2 separate regions of the Homo sapiens genome follow, and region 2 is linked to region 1. A link is a loop called in an ENCODE intact Hi-C map of the cell type or tissue named here. Cell type or tissue: mammary epithelial cell. All regions are shown on one strand. Each heading gives the region's core, and the rest is flanking DNA. Links, peaks and the distances in the headings are about the cores only.

What was found. A loop is a pair of places that touch in the nucleus more often than their neighbours do. Peaks named below come from ENCODE experiments on the same cell type or tissue, not always from the same donor. Only the 100,000 strongest peaks of a DNase experiment are listed, where the experiment ranks them.
Region 2: it touches region 1 in a loop (17-fold over the local background); 1 of 110 quality-filtered maps calls a loop at or near these places.

Annotation. Positions count from the first base shown.
Region 1 is chr11:30,190,065-30,202,385 of GRCh38, forward strand. All of the region lies in intron 1 of ARL14EP-DT (ARL14EP divergent transcript), which reads right to left. Among named protein-coding and RNA genes, the nearest start is that of FSHB, 35 kb to the right of the region's middle. RefSeq lists an enhancer at 7,254-8,453. In mammary epithelial cell, for the core only: a CTCF peak has its summit at 6,737 (motif pointing left); a DNase peak (open chromatin) is centred at 7,997; H3K27ac peaks cover 1,296 bases.
Region 2 is chr11:29,522,962-29,535,282 of GRCh38, forward strand. LINC02755 (long intergenic non-protein coding RNA 2755) reads right to left here. Exons shown (of 4, transcript NR_183754.1): 2 at 8,327-8,409. Among named protein-coding and RNA genes, the nearest start is that of LINC02755, 65 kb to the right of the region's middle. In mammary epithelial cell, for the core only: a CTCF peak has its summit at 4,864; a DNase peak (open chromatin) is centred at 4,810; H3K27ac peaks cover 311 bases.

The sequences.
Region 1 (12,321 bases), core at 1,795-9,794:
ACTTATAATTGAAAACATACAGTATTTGGTTTTCTGTTCCTGTGTTAATTCACTTAGGATTATGGCCTCCAGCTCCACCCATGTTGTTGCAAAGGCCATGATCTCATTTTTTATAGCTGTGTAGTAATCCATGCTTAATCTTTTCTCTGGTTTCTCATTTGGCTCAGAACTCAGATTGGGAAGAAAGCTGTTATTTATTGGAATACTCTCAAATATACCCCAACCTTCTATCCAGTGGGTTTCTTAACTCTATCCCTCTGACCTTGGAAATCCTCTTTGTCCCTTCCTGCCTTAACCAGATTGAAAATTCATTTTGATAGACAGTGGAATTTTTGTCTTTAAAAAATTATTACAAAATTTTAGACTATTTAGAAGATACAAATGCATAAAAGACTATTAATTTTTAGAACTGTGCAATACAATAAGGTAACCATTTGCTCTCTATAGCTATTTAAATTTAAATTCATTGTTAAAAATTAAAAATCCAGTGCCTCAGTCACACTAGCCACATTTCAAGTACTCAATAGCTACATGTGGCTCATGGCTACTGCATCAGGCAACAAAGATAGACCATTTCTATCATCACTGGAAATTCTAGTGGGCAGTCCTGCTCTAGAGAAAATTTAGTATTTAATATGACCTTCCATATTAAATTATATTATCTATATACATATATACTTATATATGTGCAGGTTTATACATATATAAACTTACATATGTATATAGATATAGGCTAGGATCCTAAAAAAATAGGTTCAATTGTACATACTGTTTGTAACCTCACATCTCTCCTAATTTGTCATGAACATCTCATACATTCATCCTTCTATAATATTATTTTTGGTGACAACAAAGTATTTTTCTGTATCGACATACTGTAATTTCTGTAACCAAATGTTAAACATGGCCTTTTCCCCCCATTTATTACAGCCAAAATTACAGTGACTATTCTTGAATATCTTCATAACTGTCTTAAATTCTTAAAGTAATTTACAGAGTCAAAGGGCACTCACACTTTTAAACTTCTACAAGGCATTGCCAATTAGAAAAGGAGCCCTGGCTTGGAACACACATCCTGCCCTTGTCATCTGAAAGAAATAGATGAGTTTGCTTCTCTACAGAAAGCTGTTTGAAAAACAGTAAGGCCAAAATGTTAGCTGTTAAGCTAATGTGCTAAGGAGTCCTGGGAGTTTGTAAATGGCAATCACATGAGCACACCTCTCAGAAGCTGCTGTTCTTTTTCATTCACACTCCAGTAATGTTTCTAGAGTTCCTTTAACACAGTGAGAATCAGTTGATCTCTTAGAGATGTTTGACATTGTTCTCACTGGCAACTTGATATTAAACTTAAGGCTAACCACAGATATGTTCTGCCACTGGCATGTCCTCATTCTTTAGCATCTCCTGCTACTTCATATGTGATACTGTTGACACTTTGGTTTCACTAGGGTGGCTAAGTGTGGCTCTCAAGGTGGGAAGCATCTTTCCAGCTGTGGTAGGTAAGCATACAGACCCTGGGGACCTGTATAAGTCTGTTCTCATGCTGCTAATAAAGACATACCCAAGACTGGGTAATTTATAAAGGAAAGAGGTTTAATTGACTCACAGTTCCACATGGCTAGGGAGGCCTCACAATCATGGCAGAAGAGCAAGAGACATCTTGCATAGCGGCAGGCAAGAGAATTAGAGCCAAATGAAAGGAGAAACCCCTTTAAAAACCATCAAGTTTCACGAGACGTATTCACTACCATGAGAACAGTATGTGGAAAACTGCCTCCATGATTTAATTATTTCCGACTAGGTCCTTCCCACATGTGGGAATTATGGGAGCTACAGTTCAAGATGAGATTTGGGTGGGGACACAGCCAAACCATATCAGAACCAATTGGTCAGGTCGGGATCCTAGTTCTGCCACTTGCTAGATGTGTGACTTTTGCCGTGTTACAAAGTCATTCTTGTTTAGATTTCCTCATCCACAAAATGGGATAATTAATAGCATTATTATAGTATGCATGACACAGAATAAACATTGTGTATGTGTCTGATAAATAAATAGCCTAATCAGTTAAAATAGAGTAGCATTATCTTCTACCTTTATACATTATACTTTTGGTGGAATGAGAGAACATCAAGTGCACTCCACCTTACCAATATGCCATATCATTAGCTAAAACTGAACTTCAGTCAACTAAACACCTAGATCAGCATTTCCAGGAGTTTGCCACGTGAGTGGTACATTCTCCCTGTAGGGAAAAAGGGTCATAATTAAATACATTTGGAAAATGTTGTTCCTCCTCTAGAGTTGCAATGTATGTTAGTATATTTTGGGTTCTGAGAAGTCCTGCAATAAAGAAACCTGTTGAATTTTATTGAACTAAGCATTTTCCAAAACTTTTTGCTATGGACACTTCATTTAGAACAGGCTTTGGGCAATACTAGCTCCTATTAACACAGTGTTTTTAAAGACATCAGTTTGTGAAATCAAGCCATTAGCTGCACTTTTCCTTAGAAATATCTGTTAAACCTCCCTCCCCACTTCCATCTTGGGCTTGTATCATTGGTTTGTTGAAAGTTTTGGCAGAACTTTACATTTTTTTCTACTCACTCTTATCTTGTTAGCTTTTATCTTGCTGTTTTTTATTCTAGCTTATAAAATGTGGGAAGATCTTATGATTAAGTGTTCATCTCAGGTTCATCTCCTGAGAAACTATTAGCTTAATTTTATTTTGTCTCCTCCAAGAATTTGGCAAAGATACTAGGGAGAACAGGTTCAAGGATAGGACAAGTGCTGCTCTGAATCATTTTCTAATTGTCTGTGTCAGTGATATCTAACAACTGTGAAAATAATTCTCACTAACATGTTGGCAGGGACAAATATTAAAGTTAAATATTCTTTCAAATATTTCAAATATTTTTATAGGAACCTTATGAAGACATTAGCTTTGATGGAAAGAAATATTGGTGTTATTACAAGTACCTACTAATCAGTTGGTGGCTACCAGGGGCATGCTTTAAGACAGATTTGGAAGCCACCTCTAGGATCTATAGTTCCTGTCTAGATATGAAAGAGGAGTTGGAGTGTGTCACAGTATATATGTCACGTATTTGCCAATTCTGCCTAAGGACCTTATCCGAAAACAAAGATTTTTTTTTTTTTTTCTACTCAGCCCAATGGCAGGCTTTGCAGACATTTTGGATAAAATAGGATTTTGGAAACTCTTAGCTTGCTTTCACCTAATCTGTCCATACCTAGCATTACTCCCAGCAATGTTTCATTGATTAGCTGGATAAAATTTCTTTAGCAAAGCACAATTTATATTAACAAAGCATAAATTATAGTTTAATAAAACTGCCTTAAACCCAAAGCAATGTAACCAAAGTCATCAGAACCTGTAGTCATAATAATGCATAAAAACAAAAAACAGAAACCTAGGTTGCTGTTTTTTCCATTTGCAAAGAGCAATGGAATTCTATTAAAATAGAGCTTATAGTAGTATTTCATATTCAAGGGTGTTAAGGTTAAAATTATGCCAGGGTCCCTTCTAAATAATATTATCATATTTTAAGAGGTATATTGAAAGTTTGTTTTTAAAGGAATATTGAGAAACTACAGTGTCTTTGCACCACATGAGTAATTGTGGAAAAAAAATGAGCAGGATAAGACAAATGTCCTAAAATATTTGATTAATGAAATGTGCTTTGTTTCAATTGTACTGGCAATCACTAATGATAACCAAATCCTTAGGTCAAGCCCAAACATTTCCCTTGTTCTCCAGACCTGTATTTCCAACAAACTACTAACATTTGTCTCTGTGGGATTACAGAGACATCAAAATCCGCATGTCTGAAACTAAACTCATTATATGGCTCCTCAAACTAGCTCCTCCTTTATTATCTATGTTGGGAAAGCTACTGACTGCTCCTCATGACCAAATCAGAAACATGGTATCATCTTAGACACTGTCTTCTCCTCATCCCCACCACCAGTCCTAAGAAAATCCAGGTGCTACAAAAACACTGAATAATAATAACAGCAGTAACTTATACTTTCTGAGTGCTTCTACATACCAGGCCTCATTTCAAGTGCTTTACACACATTAATTTATACATTGTCTTAAATATTATCCAAGTCCACTTTCCCTCCACTCCATTCCTACTGCCAACTTCCTAGTTCAAGGGTTCATCATTTCTCCATTCAATCATGACAATAGCTTCTTAATCACATCTCTTGCTCTGGCCATTCCAATCGATAATCTCTCCTTCATGCTGTGGCAGAGGCACTTTCTAAAACCAAACCGTAACCTTGTCATTTCTCTGTTCAAAATCCTTACCTGGTTTTCTGTGGGCTATAGGGTAAAATTCAAATTCCTTAGTCTGATGATGAACAAGCCTTCTTCAGTTTGCATTCTTTTTACTCACCACCTGCACTTGATTTATAAATCACTTGGATTTCCTAAAACACAGGTGCAGATTCACTCCCCAACCCCTGCCTTCTCACATAAGTCTCTATAGAGTGATATGCCTTTCCCTGCTCTATCTTGTCTTAAAAAAACTCAGAAAACTCAAGAGATCATTTCATTCTTCAAATTCCAGTTCATACTTCACCATCTTTTTGAAACTTTCTTTGGCTCACTCCAAAGTGCTAGCTCTGTATTTGTATTTACTTTCTTTACAAATCAGCCTCCCCTGATAGACAGTGAGCTCCTTAAAAACAAGTTTAAAAACTTTGTATGTTTTGATATCCTCAGGGCCTGGCTGTGCAGCCTCCTTTCAGAAATTAAAGTTATACTTTATGGACAGTAGGACTATATAACCTTTCTTCTGGTTCTAATGTTCCATAATAATACATCCTTCAAGACATAACTATATATAGGGAATGCTTGATATTACAGAGATATGAATCCCACCTATCCCTCCAGTTGCTCATCCACAGCTTTCTAAAGATAAAGTGTGGGTAAGTGTACCAGACTGCATTTCCCAAAAATTGCCACAACATCTCCCATGCCACATGTGCTTCTTACAAGGTGACATTGACAATTTTCCCATTGAGAGGCGTGACTTATGTTCCTTCCCCTTGAATCTGGGTAAGCTTGTGACTACAGATGGAGTATACTATGTGACTTCCAAGGCAAGATCATAAAAGGTGATACAACTTCTGTCTGGGTCTCTCAAGATACTCACTCTTGGATTCCAGCCACCATGCTGTGTAGAAGCCCAACAGTCACAAGGTGCTGCCATGTGTAAGTGTCCCACCAACAGCCCCAGCTGAGCTCCCAGCTCCTCCAGACATATGAGGGAAAGAGGCTCCAGATGATGCCAGCCAGCAAGTCACCCAGAGAGTCAGAGTCTTTCCAGCTCAGCATCCAGACATCATGGGACAGAGACAACTTGACCCTGCTGTGCCCTTTTCAAATTCCTGACCCACAGCATCTTGAGTGTCATATAATGGTTGTTCTTTTATGCCACTTTGTGAGGGGTGGTTTATTATGCAGCAATAGAAAATGATACAACAAGCAATAAGTTAGGCCTACATTTCTTACACGACTCTTAGAGAAACCCTAGGGTTCTGGGGGATACCACTAAGATTCCTAAGGAAAAATCATAAAGGCAGGGGTGAGGTAGTAGTTCTGTGGTCACTGCTATTATGTCTGCTTCTTGATCCCATTTATGCCTAGTGTTCCATTATTGGAATGCTAAGCATGTGGGAGTTATTTATTTCCTACTGCTCAAGGTCATCGCCAAGGTCTGATTGTAAAAATTCAAAAAATTGCAAACTCAGGCATAAATGGGTTAAAGATTGCCATTGTACAAGAGCAAATTAATAGTTTTGAGAAGTCCAGAAGGTACAACACAAAGCACCACTTATGGAATTCCCCAAACGGATTTGATAACGGACTCCTTTTGTTATAACACACAAAACTTCCCCAAAGAAACAACTGTTCTAGCATTCGTATTACAGTCTGAAACACTGGGATACATTAACTCAAACTCACCAAACCAAACTATCCCAAATGTTGGCCAATTATGTTGTTGCTAAGGCCCTGTACTCAGGAGGGACAGCCTTAAATAAGAAGCATTAAGCAGTCAGGTTGTGGTTGAAATGGCTCAGCCACTACATTGTGCTTCCCTTCAGCGGTTACTATAGGAAAGCTGCACCTGAGAGGTAAGAAGAGGAGGGCGGGAAGGCATTCAAAAGACCCTGTGCATGCATATTTTTGCACAGAGTGTGCACACCCCAGTTTTAGCTGTACTAATAGTAGCATGGGGCAAGGAATGGCAGGTCTACATGTGGTCAAGGAAAGGAAGGAAGGGAAAACAGAGAGAAACTTGCTCAAAGGGAGAAGGAATGCACTTTCAAACTGTGGATGCCCTTGTTTTTCTGCACAGCTCATTTTTATTTTAAAATTAGAACAATTCAATAGCCAGAGCTAGAAAGTGATCCTCAGATGGCCCAGAACAGTTAATCTTGGTTGCTTACAGGCAATGGCAGCCTTGGAATCAGTGAGCTGGTCTCACACTTGGGGCTTGAGGCTAAAGTGGCATTTTCAGTTCTCAGGTTTCTCATCCACTTATGTTATTAATGTTCTGCATCAAAACACCAGAGCCTTGCTCTTTCAGCGTGATTCAATGCTGATAGCCAGCAAGGTGGTATACAAGGTTATCCAGCATCTCGTTCACAGACCCTGGCTCACAACAAGGATTACCTCTGCTGTGGGTGTGCACCACTGCCACCTCGTGGCCACCTTCCCAAAGCTCACTCATTCCTCAACGTGGCCTTCCAAGAGTCCCGACTGCTGCGACTTTAAGGGGGTGAAATTCTCCAGGCCAAGAAAGGCAAAGTAAAATATCTTCAGCTTTATTTCAAAAATGGCCACCTGCTAGCACCTCAAGATTACCTTTAATTTAAAAATCAAGAGGCAGACCATATAGCAGAAAGCTCCTGGACTTTGTCTAAACAGAGCTGGATTTGGAGTTTAAAGATGGGTGGTTCTGAGCAAATCACTGTATACCTCAGAGGCTCTATTTCTTCTTAATATTTCCCTTCTTAAAACCAGGGAAATATTATATATTAAGAAGTATTGTAAACATTGTTAAATATATGTGTGTATACACAAGTTAATATACACATATATGTGTGTCCATATATATTATATATGTGTATCTAGAATATATTTGTATATGGAACAAAACATTTAACTTTCACAGTCAGTAAATTCAGTAAATGGATATTTGCAGTATGTGTATGATGTTTCAAGAACAGAAGGGGAACAAAAGCCACTGTCAATGTATTACTCTGCAAAAGAACTATGTGATCTTCAGTCTTTGGCATGGGGTGAGGGTAGAGAAGAACCAGGCTAACTACTGATGCATCATTCTCTTTACTTCCCACAGTAGATCTGTGACTTCAGTATAATTTTCCCCCATTTGAGGGATGAGTACATTGAGGCTTAATGAGGCTGAACCACTTGTGCATAGTTTATAGTCAGTAATAAATGGTGGTATCATGATTCTAGTCTAATTGGTCTGGCTCCAAAAAGTGAACTCCTAAAAATTTGACCTTTTAGAAAGTATATTAGGCAAACTACAGTATCCTAGGTAGTGAAAAAAGGTCAAAACTGATGAGAGCTCAAAACCCAGTTAGTGCAGGGTTTGCAATCTGAGTTCCGTAGAGAGGCCTTAGTTGTCCTGGTCACCTCACTCCTGTCATCATTCTCCGTATCAATGATTTACTGTCACAATGATGCTGAGTATCAAATGATCACAAAGCCCTAATGGCACAAAAACCAAAAAGCATTTGTTGATCACAGGTCTGAAGTCAACTGGATTTTGGCTGGGTAGTTTTAGTGATCTATCTGGGCTCACTCACATGTTTGAGGGAGGCTCAGTTGCTAGCTTATCTAGGATGCCCCAAAGGAAGATGACCAGGCAACTTAGATCTGCTCCTAGTTCTCTTATCCTCCGGCAGGCTAGCCTGGGCATGTTTCTAAGCAAGAGAAGAGGCACAAAAGCAAAGGCAAGTCCAGTCACGCAAATACTTTTTTCAACCTTCTGCAACATCCACTAACTGAAGAAAGTCACATGGCTGAGCCCAGAGTCAGTGGGAGGGCACTGCAAAGTCTATGGCTGTGTTAGTCTCCTGGGGTTGCCAAAACAATTACTACAAACTGGGTGACTTAAAACAATAGAGACTTCTTCTGTCCCAGTTCTGGAGGCTAGAAGTCCAAAATCAATGTGTCAGTAGGGTTGGTTCCTTCTGGGGTCTGTGAGAAGAATCTACTTCTCTCCAAATTTACAGTGGTTTCCTGTAATCCCTGGTGTTTTTTGACTTGTAGACACATCACTCCAATGCCTGCCTCCATCATCATATGATGTTCTCCCTATGTGTCTGCATCTCTGTTTTCTCATGGTATAAGGACATCAGTCACTGGATTAGAGACCACCCTAATCCAGGATGACTTCATCTTAACTAGCTGCAACCACAAAGGCCCTATTTCCAAATAAAGTTACATTTGGAGGCTCCATATAGACATAAATTCTGGCAGGACATTACTCAACCCAGAACAATGGCAAAGGGTATGGATACGGAAAAGAATGAGGAATTGAGTCCTTCTTGCATAAATCACACTATCACATTAGCTATAGAGTCTTCATGGTTTTCTATTTTATTTGAAGTGGATTTGCTACTTTAAAAATTTGAAAATTAATGGTCAAGAGAATTTTTTTCTTTAAGAGATGAAGAAAATGAAATCCAGGGCTAGAAAGTAGATGGCCCAATTTAATGGCAGAGCCAAGAACAAGACTCAAGCCTCAGGACACCAGATCATCTCTCCTTCCACAACTCTGCAATACTATACAAGGAAGCAGTTCCATTGCTGTTGCTCCTACTGTTGTTGTTTTATAATAGAGTAAAACATTGGGCACTGTGCTAGGTAGAAAAATGCCCTCTCCTCCACCTCTAAGATGTCCACATCTTGATCTTTGGAACCTGTGATTATGTTAGGTTACACAGCAAAGGGGAGTTAAGGTTGCCATCGGAATTAACATTGTTAATCAGATGGCCTTGAAATAGAGGAGATTATCCTGAATTATCTAGGTGGGTCAAATGTAATTGCAGTAATTCTTTTTTATTATTATTATTATACTTTAAGTTTTAGGGTACATGTGCACATTGTGCAGGTTAGTTACATATGTATACATGTGCCATGCTGGTGTGCTGCACCCATTAACTCGTCATCTAGCATTAGGTATATCTCCCAGTGCTATCCCTCCCCCCTCCCCCCACCCCACAACAGTCCCCAGAGTGTGATATTCCCCTTCCTGTGTCCATGTGATCTCATTGTTCAATTCCCACCTATGAGTAAGAATATGCGGTGTTTGGTTTTTTGTTCTTGTGATAGTTTACTAAGTATGATGATTTCCAGCTTCATCCATGTCCCTACAAAGGACATGAACTCATCATTTTTTATGGCTGCATAGTATTCCATGGTGTATATGTGCCATATTTTCTTAATCCAGTCTATCATTGTTGGACATTTGGGTTGGTTCCAAGTCTTTGCTATTGTGAATAATGCCTCAATAAACATACGTGTGCATGTGTCTTTATAGCAGCATGAATGGCAATCATTAAAAAGTCAGGAAACAACAGGTGTTGGAGAGGATGTGGAGAAATAGGAACACTTTTACACTGTTGGTGGGACTGTAAACTAGTTCAACCATTGTGGAAGTTAGTGTGGCGATTCCTCAGGGATCTAGAACTAGAAATACCATTTGACCCAGCCATCCCATTACTGGGTATATACCCAAAGGACTATAAATCATGCAGTAATTCTTAAAAGTAGATGAACAAGGCCAAATAGAAGCAATCAAAGGAAGATGTGGCCACAGAAGAGAGGCACAGAGAGATCGATGTTGCTGGCTTTGAAGATGGAGGAAGGGGGCCACAAGTCAAGGAATGTGGGTGACCTCTGAAAGCAGGAAAAAGCATGAAAACATTCTTCTAGAACCTCCAGAAAGTAACATCGCCCTGCCAACACATTGAATTTAGCCCACTGACACCATTTTGCACTTCTGGAACTGTAAGGTAGTAAGTTTGAGTTGTTTAAGACACTAAGTTTATGATATTTTGTTACAGCATCAGTAGAAAACTGATTTTAGGTAGAAATGCTTTTAGCTGCAAGTGTCAAAAAAACAAATAAACACAAAAAACTAGTGACCTCAATAACTATGGACTTATGATTTTCAATAACGAGAAGCTTGGAGTTAGTGGCATGGTAGTTCAGCTACTCAATGATGTTACGAACGACTCAGGTTCCCCATTCCCCGAAGACTCTCCATCTCTTTTGCCAATCTGACTTTATGTCTTACTGGAAACTGGGTTATACAGCTATACCTAGCTGCAAGGGAAGGTAGAAAGTCTAGTAAACAGTAATAGCATTATCAAGACTAGATCAGCCCAATCATAAATAATTGCTTGGAGCTGCGTATATTGCTGCCCTGAAACAAACTAGCAAGGACACGGGGAGATAAGGAGGTAAATAATCTTTGGCAAAGACATGGTCTAATATCTGCCTGACTCTGAGCAACCTACAAGTCACAAGGGTGTTGGGACAATTATTCATTTCTGCAAGCTCTACAAATCTAAATAGGGCACTTAAAACCAGTTGCATCCAAACAGAGGCATACTACATGTAAAGGGAAGAGGCTAGGGTACATGAATAAATCATGCATAAGAATTAGTACTTAAAATAGATATAAAGGATGAAAGTTACCATTACCGTTTATGAGATAAGGAGACTATCTCCTAGGCCAAGAGAGGTTAAGTGATGTGCCCAAACCCACCTAGTGGGCAAAAGTCTAAGTCCAGAATCTCCTGCTTTCTTCTTCTGCTTTCTTCTGGTTGCAAGAGTAAGTGGATAATCAGTGCTAGCTGGATGCTAGTAGTTTAGAACTTCACAAATCTCTCTCAGAGAGCATCTGAAGGAGGGCAGCCAAGCTGCTATTACTGTGGCCACTGATTGAGGCCAGTTCTGAGGACTGACAAAGGAAAGCATGGAAAGTGGTGTATGCTTTTTGTCCACTTACCACTGGAACTCTTGAATCAGGGTATGATTCCCCTTCTGCCAAAAATAGTTAAGCTTTGCATAATTGCAAACTCTACAGAAATTGAAGGCAATTTATATTCTTAGTTATAAAAACTAATCATTCCTTTTCCGTGGTGTGATGGCTAATTTTATGTCTCCACTTGACTGGGTTAAGGGATGCCCAGATAGCTGGTAAAACATTATTTCGGGCATGTCTGTCAAGGTCTTTTCAGAAGAGATTAGCATTTGAGTCCATAAACCGAGTAAAGATCCTCCCTCACTGATATAGTCAGGCATCATCCAATTCTTTGAGGGCTTGAATGAAACAAACGTCAAGAAAGGGCAAATGTACTCTCTTCTCTTGAGCTGGGACATCCACCTTCTGCCTTCGGATATCAGAACTCCTGGTTCTTACGCTTCACATTCCAGAACTTACACCACAAGCCCCCTGGTTCTCAAGCCCTTTGAACTCAGGTTGAATACCACTGACCTTCCAGGTTCTCCAGCTTACAGATGGCATATTGTGAGACTTCTTAGCTTCTATAATCCTAGGAGCCCATTCTCATGATAAATCCTCTTTTATATATCTATATCTAGATATCTAGATCTATCCTACCAGTTCTGTTTCTCTGGAGAACCCTGACTAATATACCTGATATCAAAGAGTTATTTCAGGATTATGATCACTTCCAAGAGGGAAGGAAAAAGAATGGGATCAAAAGAACTCCATAGAGACTGTCAAGTAAAACTGTAATGTTTCATCTTTCAGAAAAATAAAACACCTGTATAAAAAACAAAACTGGCACAATATTAAGAAATATAAAACTAGTTGATGGGTATAAAGGGTTTTTTTATAGTACACTCTTTTCTACATACTTAAGGTATCTCCTTATTGGGAAATATTACAAATAAGAAGATAATCTAAACTCCACAATAAAAAGGAGGTTGTATTTATGCATTAAGTATGTGTGTGTTGGTGCTGGCTATGAGCTAGGCACTCTTCTAGAAGCTAAATACCTGCAAAGTCACTACCCTCATGGAGATTACATTCTAGGCAAGGCAGACAGAAATAAAACAAATTCACTTCAGTAAATGTTAAATAGTCTGAAGGAATAAAACAAAGGAATGTGATAAAAGTGACCCAGAAGATGTTTTCTATGAGGTGGACCGAAAGACAAACATCACTGAGGAGGTAGCATTTGTTCTGAGATGTGAACAATAAATCAAGTCATTCAAAAAA
Region 2 (12,321 bases), core at 1,683-9,682, 670 kb before region 1:
CCTTAACCCAGGCCCCAGCCTTAGGACTTCCTGATCTAACTAAACCTTTCTTTCTGTATGTCCATGAACAAAAAAGAATGGCAATAGGGGTCCTAACTCAAGTCATAGGATCATGGTATCATCCGGTGGAATATTTATCCAAGGAATTGGATCTCGTGGCACTAGGATGGCCTCTGTGCCTTAAACCACTAGCTGCCACAGCCCTACTGGCACAAAAAGCTGACAAACTAACCCTGGGACAGCAACTGACCATCCAGTACCATACTTGGTTATAATTTTAATGGATCAGAGAGGACACCATTGGTTATCAAATCTGAGAATGACTCAATACCAACAGCTCCTATGCGAGAATTCTCCCATAACTCTAGAGACAGTAAATACCCTAAACCCAGCTACCTTGCTCCCAATTGAACTGGGACCGGGAGCCCCGCTTCATTGTTGTGTAGATGCAGTAGACGAAGTATTCTCAAGCCAGAGGGATCTCACAGACCAACCCCTCAGGGATCCAGATGTAGAATACTTTACAGATGGAAGCAGTTTTGTACTAGAAGGGGTCTGACAGGCCAGGTATGCAGTAGTAACATTAGACTCAGTGATAGAGGCTCAGTCTGTCTACTGGAACATCAGCCCACAAAGCAGAGCTAATAGCCCTGACAAGAGCTCTCTGGTGTCAAAAGACAAAAAGGTCAATGTCTATACAGATTCCAAATATGCCTTCGCCATGTTGCATGTTCATAGGGCTATATATAAATAAAGAGGACTCACAACTGCTGAGGGTAAAGAAATAAAATATAAAGAAAAAATTCTACAGCTTTTAAATGTAGTATTGGCCCCAAAGAAAGTGGCAGTTATACTTTGCAAGGGGCACCAAAGAGCAGGAACACTAGAGGCCAAAGGAAACAGAAAAGTGGACAGAGAGGTAGCAATGGCTACCCTACATTGTGAAGAGGAAGCCATAGCTTTACCTCTCCTCCCAGAGCCTCCGCTTCTAGAGGTCCCAAATTATTCTCCAAATGAAAGGGCCTGGTTTGCCAAAGATACTGGAAGTTACATTAAAGGAGGATGGTGGAAATTCTCCAATAGGAGGCTAGCCATCCCTGAAACAGTGGCCCCTAGATTTGTGAAGCAATTCCATCAAGGAACTCATATAGGAAAAACGGCACTAGAAACACTACTGGAACATCATTTCTATATGCCACGGCTCACTACCATCCCTCAAGCTGTTTGTGAACAATGTCTAATCTGTGTCCAGAATAACCCATGGCAAGGGCCCACTCAGCCCCCGGGAATTCAAGAAATGGGAGCCACACCCTGTGAAAACCTAGTCATGGACTTTACTGAGCTGCCTCGAGCAGGGGGCTATTGGTATATGTTAGTACTAATCTTCACCATTTCAGGATGTGTTGAGGCTTTCCCCACCAGAACAGAGAAAGCACGAGAAGTAACAAAAGTGCTAATAAGGGACATTATCTCTAGATTTGGACTGCCCCTGATTCTGGGGTCAGACAATGGGCCTGTATTTGTAGCTGAAATAGTTCAAGAACTAATATGACTGTTAAAAATAAAATGGAAATTACACACAGCCTACCAGCCACAAAGCTCAAGAAAAGTAGAACGCATGAACCAGACACTCCAAAAGCTACTGAAAAAATATTGCCAAGAAACCCATCTGAGATGGGATCAGGTCCTTCCCATGGTTCTTCTCCGAGTCAGGTGCACCTCCGAGTCAAGCACTCTATGAGATCTTGTTTGGCCAGCCACCCCCAATCATAGGTCAAATTAATTGTGATCTCCGTGAACTAGGGAAATTATCCTTGAGAAGGCAAATGAAGGCTTTAGGAATAGCCATGCAAGAAATTCATGGCTGGGTATGGGAAAGAATGCCCATAAGCCTGACAGACCCAACACACCCCTTTAAACCCAGGGATTCAGTTTGGGTTAAAAAATGGAATCCAACCACTTTGGGACCCATATAGGATGGGCCCCATACTGTAATCTTGTCCACTCCCACAGCTGTTAAAGTTGGAGGAATTTTACCTTGGATCCACCATAGTCAGCTGAAACCAGCAGCCCAGAACTAGTGGACCAGCCAACAGGAACCAGACCATCCCACTCGGCTGATCCTACGGTGAGACCAGGTTGCCAATGGAGCTAGCAACTGCCTTGCTCTGGTCCTTCTGGAAGCTGACCAATCTACACACAGCTGAAGCTTGAGGTGACAACTGCCCTGCTCTAGTCACCCCAGGAGCTGACTAGCCTATGCACAGCTGAAGCTGGAGTAAAGTCATGTTGTTAGAAATCTTAGGTCTAATAGTTTTCCTTGTAATACTAGTTGTTTTTCTATTGTTCTGCCACTTTAGTCAGCCTCCTCCACCAGGAGAAAGCCTTTTCTGTCCCTGCTGGGTATAAGTATGTCACTCTTTACCTTGTTCTTACTAATCCCCTTATCTATGTTAAAAGGAGAACTCTTGGAAGGATTTGAAGGATGCCCCCAATGTACTCATACTACACGGTCAGGGAGCGCTATAACGAGAACTCTATTGTACCATACTCATTATGAGTGTACTGGAACCCACCTAGGAACCTGTACTCACAATCAGACCACCTACTCAATCTGTGACCCAGGGAATAACTAGCCTTATGTATGTCACTATATCTGTACTTTAATATCTGCCAGGCAACATTTAAAGACTTCATTGCCCTGTAGCAACCTGTGGTATAAATTAAGAACACCCCTGCTTGCTCCACTTGGGACTGTGCAACATTGGCCACTAAACAAAAGCAGGTCATGTTTACCCACATCCAAGCAGACCTAAACTGTAAAACAAATGCTTGCAATCTTGTAAATTTCAAAATCCTGAAGCCAAATTTACAAATATGGACTACAGGAATAGGAGCACCAATAGGACATTACTATTTAACCAAGAATCCAAGGGGAAAAACTATCTTAAAAAATAATTTTCTATGTATTATAAAGAAAGCTCGGGCCTGTTCAACCCAACAATTCTGAGTTTTCAAGTCATTCTATAAGCAGGTCAACCAGAAATTGCCTGAACCCCCTCCCATAGCCAAAAAACTATTCACCCAACTGGCAGAAAGCATAACCAGCAGCTTGCCCATCTCTTCATGTTACGTCTGTGGGGGAACAAACATGGGGACCAGTCACCATGGGAGGAAAAGGAGCTAATGCCTCAAAGTAACTTTACTCTGACCATCCCCTCCCCCGAACCAACACTCACAAGCTTGAGCACCTGGCTCTTAAAAACCTCTCTTATCAAGAGATTCTGCATTGTGCACTGGGGAAAAGCCTTTACAGACCCAGTAGGAGAATTAACTTGCCTAGGACAGCAATATTACAATGAGATACTAGGAAAAACTTTATGGAGATGCAAAAAGAATGACTCCAAATCACCGCACCCAGGCCCATTCTCCCGTTTCCCTTCTTTAAACCACTCCTGGTACCAGCTTGAAGCTCCAATACCTGGCAGGCACCCTCTGGCCTCTACTGGAACTGTGGGCCACAGGCATATTGACAACTGCCAGCTAAATGGTCAGGGGCCTGTGTACTTGGAACAATTAGGCCCTCTTTCTTTCTAATCCTGCTAAGGCAAGGGGAAGTCTTACGGTACCCCATCTATGATGTAACTAAAAGGAAAAGCAAGAGGGGCATAACCACAGGAGACGGCATAACCATAGGGAAGTGGAAAGACAATGAATTGCCCCCTGAAAGAATAATCCAATACTATGGCCCAGCCACCTGGGCAGAATATGGAACATGGGGATACTGCACCCCTATATATATGCTCAACCACATCATAAGGTTACAGGCAGTACTTGAGCTAATTACTAATGATGCTGCAAGGGTCTTAAATCAGCTAGCCTGGCAAGCTACACAAATGAGAAATGCCATCTACCAAAATAGACTGGCCATCAACTACCTCCTAGCTCAAGAAGGAGAAGTATGTGGAAAGTTCAACCTAACTAATTGCTGTCTAGAGATTGATGACAACAGAAATGTTGTCAAACAATTTTGGATTCTGCCAGAATCCAGAAATTAGCCCATGTCCCAGTGCAGACTTGGAAATGATGGTCTCCAGATTCACTCTTTGGAGGCTGGTTTTCATCTCTTGAAGGATTTAAAACCTTAGTAGGAATAGTTCTGGCCATACTAGGGGGCTGCCTCATACTTCCTTGTCTTTTGCCCCTCCTTGTTAGGAACATGCAGTCAGCTATTGAGATTCTTGTAACCAGGCAAACTACTACCCAACTAATGGTTCTAACTAAATATCAACCCCTGCTTAATAGGAAACTAGCGCCTCATGAAAGGATAAATTTTAAAGATGATGATGCTTTCTATTAAACTTCATTTATAAGAAGCATCAAAGGGGGGAATGAAGCAGAAAATGTAAAAAGAAAAAACAAGTAAAAGAAAGGAACAAGTCTTCTCTTGCTAGGCTGACTCACTCCAAGACCTAGAGATAGGCAGCCGAGCTCTGAAAAGGATTTAATAACATTATCTGCAAAACCAGAGCCCTCAAGGAATGTGCTCCAGAGCCCCCTCTCCTCCCAGTTATGGGCAAGGATGAGAAAACAGGTTTTTCTCCTCTCCCAGCTCCCCACTCCCTTTTTGTAAATCCTTTCTTAGTGAAACTCAAGGTTACTTCACAAAGTTTTACAGATTCCTGTTTCTCTTCTGTGTAAAATAACAAGGTCACAAGACATGCTTGAGTAAGACATTTACCAGCTGTAAACCCTGCCTTAGCTTGATAAGTTCCTGTTTTTCCTCGAATTGCACAATCTGTCACTGTATGATTCACACCTTTGTTCTGTTTCTGTAAGCCTGCTTGCCTGCCCTGTACATTTCATGCCACTAGATGGCCAATCCCTTGGTTGCATGTATAAAAATCAAGCCCTGTCTTTGTTCAGGGCTCAGTTTTTTGGATGTGAATCTTCTGGGCCTGAGTGCCCTCGATAAATCCTTTTATTTCACCCATTTGGTCTCTCCAGTCCTCTGATTCCCACAACAGCATGTGTAGGTGTATGGGTGTTTGTATTCTGTAATACTAGTGAAAGTGTGGACAATGAGACTTTCTTTTCATTACTAGTAATAGAACAATTTGAAAAGCAATTTGAACATATGTATATATTTACCTAGTAATTACACATTTGGGAACCTAGTTTTAAAAATTAACGTGAAGAAACTAAAAGCTTTATTTTGAAAATGATTGTTATAGAATTTTATATGATGGTCCCAAATGGGAAATAGTAAAAATGTCCAATTCTAAGAGATTAGCTAAGCAAACTATGATCTTTTCACCAAGTAGAATACTACTTAGACATTAAAATGATTATTAATATTATTTTTTGAGAGAGTCTCACTCTGTTACTCAGGCTGGAGTACAGTGGTACAATCATGGCTCACTGAAATCTTGAACTCCTGGGCTCAAGCAATCTTCCCACCTCAACCTTCCTTGTAGCTGGGACTACAGGCATGTGCCATGAAGCCTGGCTAACTTTATTTTTATTTTTTTGGTAGATACAAGGCCTTGCTATGTTTCCCAGGCTGGCTTGAACAGCTGGATTCAAGCAATCCTCCTGTCTCAGCCTCCTGAAGTGCTAGGATTACATACATGAGACATCTCACTTGGCCTATCATTTGAAATACTATATAATCCCATAGAATAATGTTCATGATATAATATTGAGTAAAACATAATGTACAAATTATATATAGTTATACAATTATATACATAAAACTATATACAATGTGGTTTAAACTGTGTTAAAATAGTTTTTCATAGAAAGAAAAAACAAAAATACTGCACAGTATATTGTGTTTGTGTTTGAGTGTTAGGACTAGAGGTGAGTTATTTTTCCTGGTTTTCTTTTCAGTTTTTTTGTTTTCTTTCCTAAGAATGTATTACTATTATACTGTATAAAATATGATAAAAGGTCAGACTCACTTATCTCTAATGTCCTTTCCAACTCTATCATGGAGTAATTTTTGTCCCTGTATAATCAAAAGCTTGCTTCATCTTTCACACTTTTTCTTGTCTCTACCACATGTATATAATCCAGGATTTATAGTTTATGCTTGTCTTGAAATACCTGAATGTTAGCTAAGCTTATAAATAGATCTTAACATTTTGAGGCAGATTCCTGTTCTCAACAGCCAATTTTCTCATAGTAAGCATTCATTCAATGTATCCAAGATAAATTTTGAGTGTAAGCAGGCTGGACCAAGACCCTGGCCATTAATGTAAACTTATATTCCCTGCATTGCTAGATATTTTTTCTGGCTTAATAACATATTGATTGCAGGGGCTTATCTAGAAAGAGTTAGAATTGTTTTTGCTGGCAGTGTGATTTTGCATCAGCTACTCTTGTACTATCTCTTGCTTCTGATGAAAAATAGAATTACCTTACTAAAATATTTTAATATTATTAAAATTTTGAGTTTCATGACATATTTTCTGGGATTTTTAAACCTCTGAGCTAAAGTTCTGTCTGTAGCTTGGATCTATATCAGAACTTAATATTTATAAAACAAAGAAGATCCTGACACACCCTTGCATGAAAACATTGCATGATTCTAAGACCTGAAGTTAGCACTGAACAACAATGGATGTCAAAGTTGACCAGAATTGTGTTCAGATGGAAGCCTTATCATTTACTATCTATGCAACTTTGACTGATTGTTTAACTCCTCTGAATTTGAGATTACCCCCTGTAAATTGTGAATAATACTGCTTAACATGTAGGCTTGTTGCAAATATTACATCACATAATGTTAGAAAACACATAATAGGAGTCGAATCAACCAAAGTTTTAATTATCATAACTATCTAGAGATGTGGTTTACAGTATTATAACCTCAAAAGTCGATAGTGAAATGTTACATTTTTGCAGAACCCAATATGAAACTATTCCAACAATAGGGTCCACTGATGGAGAAAATACATGGAGAAATATGGATTCTTATATTGACTCATAGGCTTAAAGCTCAAACATTAAGAAATGCTAATGTAGAGAAAGAATGGTGATGTGATTGGTAGCAATAAAGTTTGGAGCTGTGAAAATATAATGCTGGCTATGAAGCTGAAGTAGGAAAATAAAGGATGCTTCATAGAAAAAATGGCAGGAAATTCAATATATAGATACATAGTTAGATTTAAGAGCCGTTTGTTTAATAAACCATTATTGGTTGAGAGAAGAACTTGTATTTTAGGCAACAGATTATAATAGAATTTTGTCCTTGCTAATCTTAAACTTGATTGACTTATACTAAATGGTCACCTCCTTAGTTCAATTTTCATATTATAAATTGTAGGCAAACACAACTTCTTATAATTTTACTAATATTAAATAAAATTATGTATTTAAAGCATCAAGCTGAATACTTGATACCTGTATGTGCTCAATTATCATAGCTCCCTCTATAACATTCAGAGCAACTCTTGAATAACATCCCTTCATTGAAGACAGATATTGAATGCTAAAATTATTCCACGGTATGTTAGGCAGTGAGAAAATCTAAAACAGTGAGGGAAATTTCTGACTTTTCCTGGGTGCCAGTGTTTTTTGCTACAGTGGCCTAAACACTCCTTCCTGGGGTTCTGGGGACCATCAGACAGGACTGTCACAATGACAATAAATCATCCCCCAAGCTGCTGCAATTTCATCTGGGGGATGCTTCCAGATGCAGTTATTACCTACATGTTGCCCAGTTAGGAAAATGCAGAGCAAATGCAATGTGACCATATTTTAGCCAGAGATTCTCAGACCTTTCCAGTCCCAGATACAGAAACCCAGACCAATCTATGGAACCATGATTACGTGGATGCTTTTCTGAACATATCACTTTAAGGAGCTTTCTGAGAATCCCCTTGAGTGTCCTTAAGATATAAGGTGTGTTTACAGATGCAAACAGGAGCTGAGGCCCTTATTATCTCTGGCCTCATGTAAGTCACTCTGCTTCTCCAAGTCTCATTTTGTAACCTGAAACAAAATTTCCTGTCCTATATGCTGCAAAGGGTCATGAAGGCCTAATGAGATAAGGGATCTAAAAATGCTGTAGGGAAAACAAAATGCAATGCTCTTTATAACACAAACTAGGATTGTTACCTCCAGAGGCAAAGAGATTACATAGTTAAAGTCTTTTAAAGTCTTTTAAATAATGTTAAGAAATGATGACCTTGCAAACATAGCCAATAGGGAACTAACTAATGGGGACAGCAAATGAAGTTGCAGAGACTGATAAGGATATAATTGAAAACCTTTGGAAAACACGAACTCTGTTTTGGGTCCTTTTCTTTTGGCATCTTACCTTGTTCCTTGTGTTTTTCGGATTCAGCTGCTGGATGCTTGATTTTGAGGTGTTACCATGCTACTGCCTCCATCTGTATCTGTCTGGGAGAAAAGCAATAGTGAAGATGAGAAAGAAGGGAGGAAAGAGAAAGGGGGAACAGAGTTCTGCATAATGCTTAGTGCTCCAAGGTCCCAGCATAAGAGGCCCACCCTGACTTTATCCATTCTTATATTTTAGATCCTAGGAACCAAAGATCATTTAATCAAAAACGTGCCTCTCATAGTTAGGGAAATTACATTCTTTTTGCCCAGTGGAAAATTTACATGTTTATTGGTTATATTCTAGGATGATATTTATTATTCACTGAAAGTTTCAAGGGCAAACAAATACACTAGAAATTTTGGAAAGACTCAAGAAACGATAAAATATTACCCCTTGACAGAACAATATTTTATAATGATATTTTGTCTGGTGGGCATGGCTGTCTGTATAACATGAAGATTAAACCTTGGCTGGCAGTGAATTTTTATGTATTACCAAGGTTAGAAGCATAAAAGGCCCTTCTAAAGAAAGTAGTGTCTGCATAAAGTAGTTCATGCACAAAATGCTTGTGATGGTGAGTTGAAATGGGAATAAGAATAGCAAGTACAGGGGCTTCTGGAAAGGTAAAAGATTACAGATGTTGTCATGGGAAATACCCACACAACATGACAGGCTACATTCACAAGAAGCTATCCATGTAGAAAGTGAATTCTTAGAAATTGCTATGGGAGCCCTAAGTAATGACATTTTCACTCTATTGCCATATAGCTTCAACAATTGTCAGATTACCACTGACTTACTAGCAGAATAACCCCAAGGTAATTGATCATCTCTTATAAATGCATGTCTCTATAAAGGGTCACAATTAAAGAAACTTTCCCAATGTACAGGTGAAGAAACAAAGTTCAGAGAAGTCATAGAGCAAACAGGTGTTGATGCTAGCCAGAGGGCAGATCGAAGCCACTTAAGCTCCAAAGTCAATTCTCTTAATCAGCTTACTATAGTATATAAGTTCCTATTAATAATGAAGTGTGAACCAAGTGGGAACAGAAAGTTGTGAAACCAGATTTTCTTGATCTTAGTGTCTTTATTTTTTGAAAGAAATTAATGATAATACCCAAGGCCATAACACTCAATAATGACAGGAAAAATATTTTTCCAACTTTTGTTCTAGCATTATACAAATATTAGCAGATAATACTTTATTTATAGTATCTGAAATGTTGTAGACATTCGGTAAATTTTACCAGCTTAATTGAGTCAAGTATCTGCAAATGCTTGTTTTCAGGCATGAATGGATTAATCCCAAACAGGACTAGGACTATGCTTAGAATTAGGAAAAAAGAAAACAAACAGAACATGGTATATTGGAAGATAAATACAGTGGTAGTAGTAGTGGAGACAAGAGATGTGTATCTCCATAAAACGCTGTTACTCTCAATATTAAATTCTTATGTCTAAGAGGAAGGAAATTAAAACTGTCAGAAAAATTTTAGTGCCTTAAGACCTTCAAAGATATGTAAATCACCTAAAATATGAAAGTATTATATTGTTCAACATGTATAAACAATAACAATGTTTTATTCATATATTTCTTCAATCACTTTATTTGTATTAATTTGCCTAAAAGTGTGCTTGGAAACAAGAATGAAAGAGACAAAAGTGATTCTTGTCCTAATTGAGTTTACATTTTCATGCAAGACATAGACAAGAAAATAAATACCATACTTATAATTTATGATTGTGTTAAGTGCTATGAAATACCAAAGAGACAGTTCTAAGCATGATTGGTATCTTAGTATGTTTACAAGTTGATTTTGTAGACATGAGACCTGATGGCTATAATATTCACAGAATCATTACCAATTGTTGGCTATAATTAGACTCCTGCTGCAAAGGGGCAACTTAACATCCTTAACTTCTTTTGACAAGGTTCAACTTTTGTTCTGAAAATAATAGAAAGGGTTTATTTTCCCAAGAGTCAGTTATTCTGAGCACTACAGAGTTCAACTGTAGTTCAAGATGCCATGTGATACATTTTGACTGGGAAAATATGGCAAAGCATGATTTCTAAGAATTAATTATATCATCCAAGATACATGATAGCAGGGGTTGCTGGTATAAAAATCATATCTGACAGAGTCCATATGACAAGCATAACATAAAGAGACCATATTATGTTTAACATGTGTATAATACAAAGAGAAGGCAATGATGGTGCATCGAACAATTTACAGAATTAGCAGATAGCCCAAAAAGCTTAAGTAAATCATTGTATTTGATTGAGCCTCATTTTTCTTATTTGAAAAAAAAAAAGTTAGTAATCAATGGTGGGAACAAACGTTTCTTTGCTAATTTTGATGTTTCCTTGCAGGTGATGAGAACACAATTAGGGTAACATTCCTAGCTTCTTTCTACCCTTTTACTTGTTCTGCTCCAGAAAAATTGGAATAGTGTGATTTGAATGGTAAATTTATGGAGAATAACATGAATGCACTCTGTTCAGCACCTCTCCTTTCTTTTTAGGAAGAGGCTGTAAAAAGGACCAGGTTTTCCCTTAGAGAGGCCTCACTGAAGAGCCAATTGCCAGGGGCGGGAAAGTCTATCAGTTTTAAGAAGCTGGATGATAGATATTCTTAGATGACTATAATTAGGCGATAAGGCAATAACATGCTGATCTGCTTAGAATTTTATTTCATTTTTCAATTAGTTCAGACTCTGGTGTAGAAAACAAGTTTTATTTAAACCATCAGCAATAATAATTTGTGACTTACAAATTCTGTTGTGAAAGTCAAATGTAGTGATGAATTTGAAATGGATGTATAAATTCAAATCTCCACATAATCTTGTGCAGTTTTTTTAGTCAAGCAATATACCTTATAACTAAAACTCAGCTCTCAAAAGCAGAAGTAAGTGTGGAAGGATAGAACTGAGGCTCAGGAATTTTCCACCACTACTAGCATATTCCCAAGATGCCTGAGCTTCAGGCAAAGCTGTTTCTATTGATCCACATAAGGCTTATTTCCATCTCTCAGTTAATTGTTTCTGTTTTGAGTTGGATTGTGACACTCAAAAAAAGCTGTGTTGGAGTCCTAATGACTGGTGCCTGTCAATATGATATTTTCTGAAAATAGAGTCTTCATAGATGTAGTCAAATTAAGATGAAGTCATATTGGAGTATAGGGTGGGCCCTTAATACAATATGAATGGTATCCTTGTGAGAGAGAAGATGCATACAGACAGTCACACAGGAGAAGGATGGCCCTGTGACATACATAGAAGCAGTTAGTGGAGAGATGCATCTACAAATCAAGGAACAACAAGGATTGATGGCAAACACCGGAAGTTAAAACAGGCAAGGAAAGATTCTTCCCTACCATTCTCAGAGGCAGCATGGCCCTGCCAATGTCTGGACTTCAGATTTCTAGCCTCCAGAAATACAAGTCAATAAATTACTGTCGTTTGAAACCATCCAGTTTGGGGTACTTTGTTATGGAGGCCCTAGGAAATTAATGCAGTGCCCATACCTAGTGACAGGAAAACCTGGGTATCATTTTTACTGCTCCACTGAAAAGACTGGTACTCCTTGACCTCAGAGAACATAAGAAAGACCATGTCCCAGTTGGCCCCTCTTCCTCAGATGCTGCTGAGCTCAGGACTATAAATAATAGTTCCCAAACCAATGTTGGTAGTGTTTTGCCCAGGAGCTCTACAAATGGAAGAGTCATGGATGAGCAAGTGGATGACTCAGTGGAGTATATGTGTGCTGACTCCCAAATGCTGGAGAGAACCAAAAGTAATCCTAAAAATTAAGTTCATTTTTTTGGTATGAAGTAGTTGTGTTTTTGTGGTTTATCAAATTAATTCCCAGATCTGAGGCACCAATGCTTGAAAAACCATGTAGATTTAATAGCTAATGGATCTACAGTGTCTCCCAGTACATGTACTCCTGATCTCTCAGCTTAACTTCT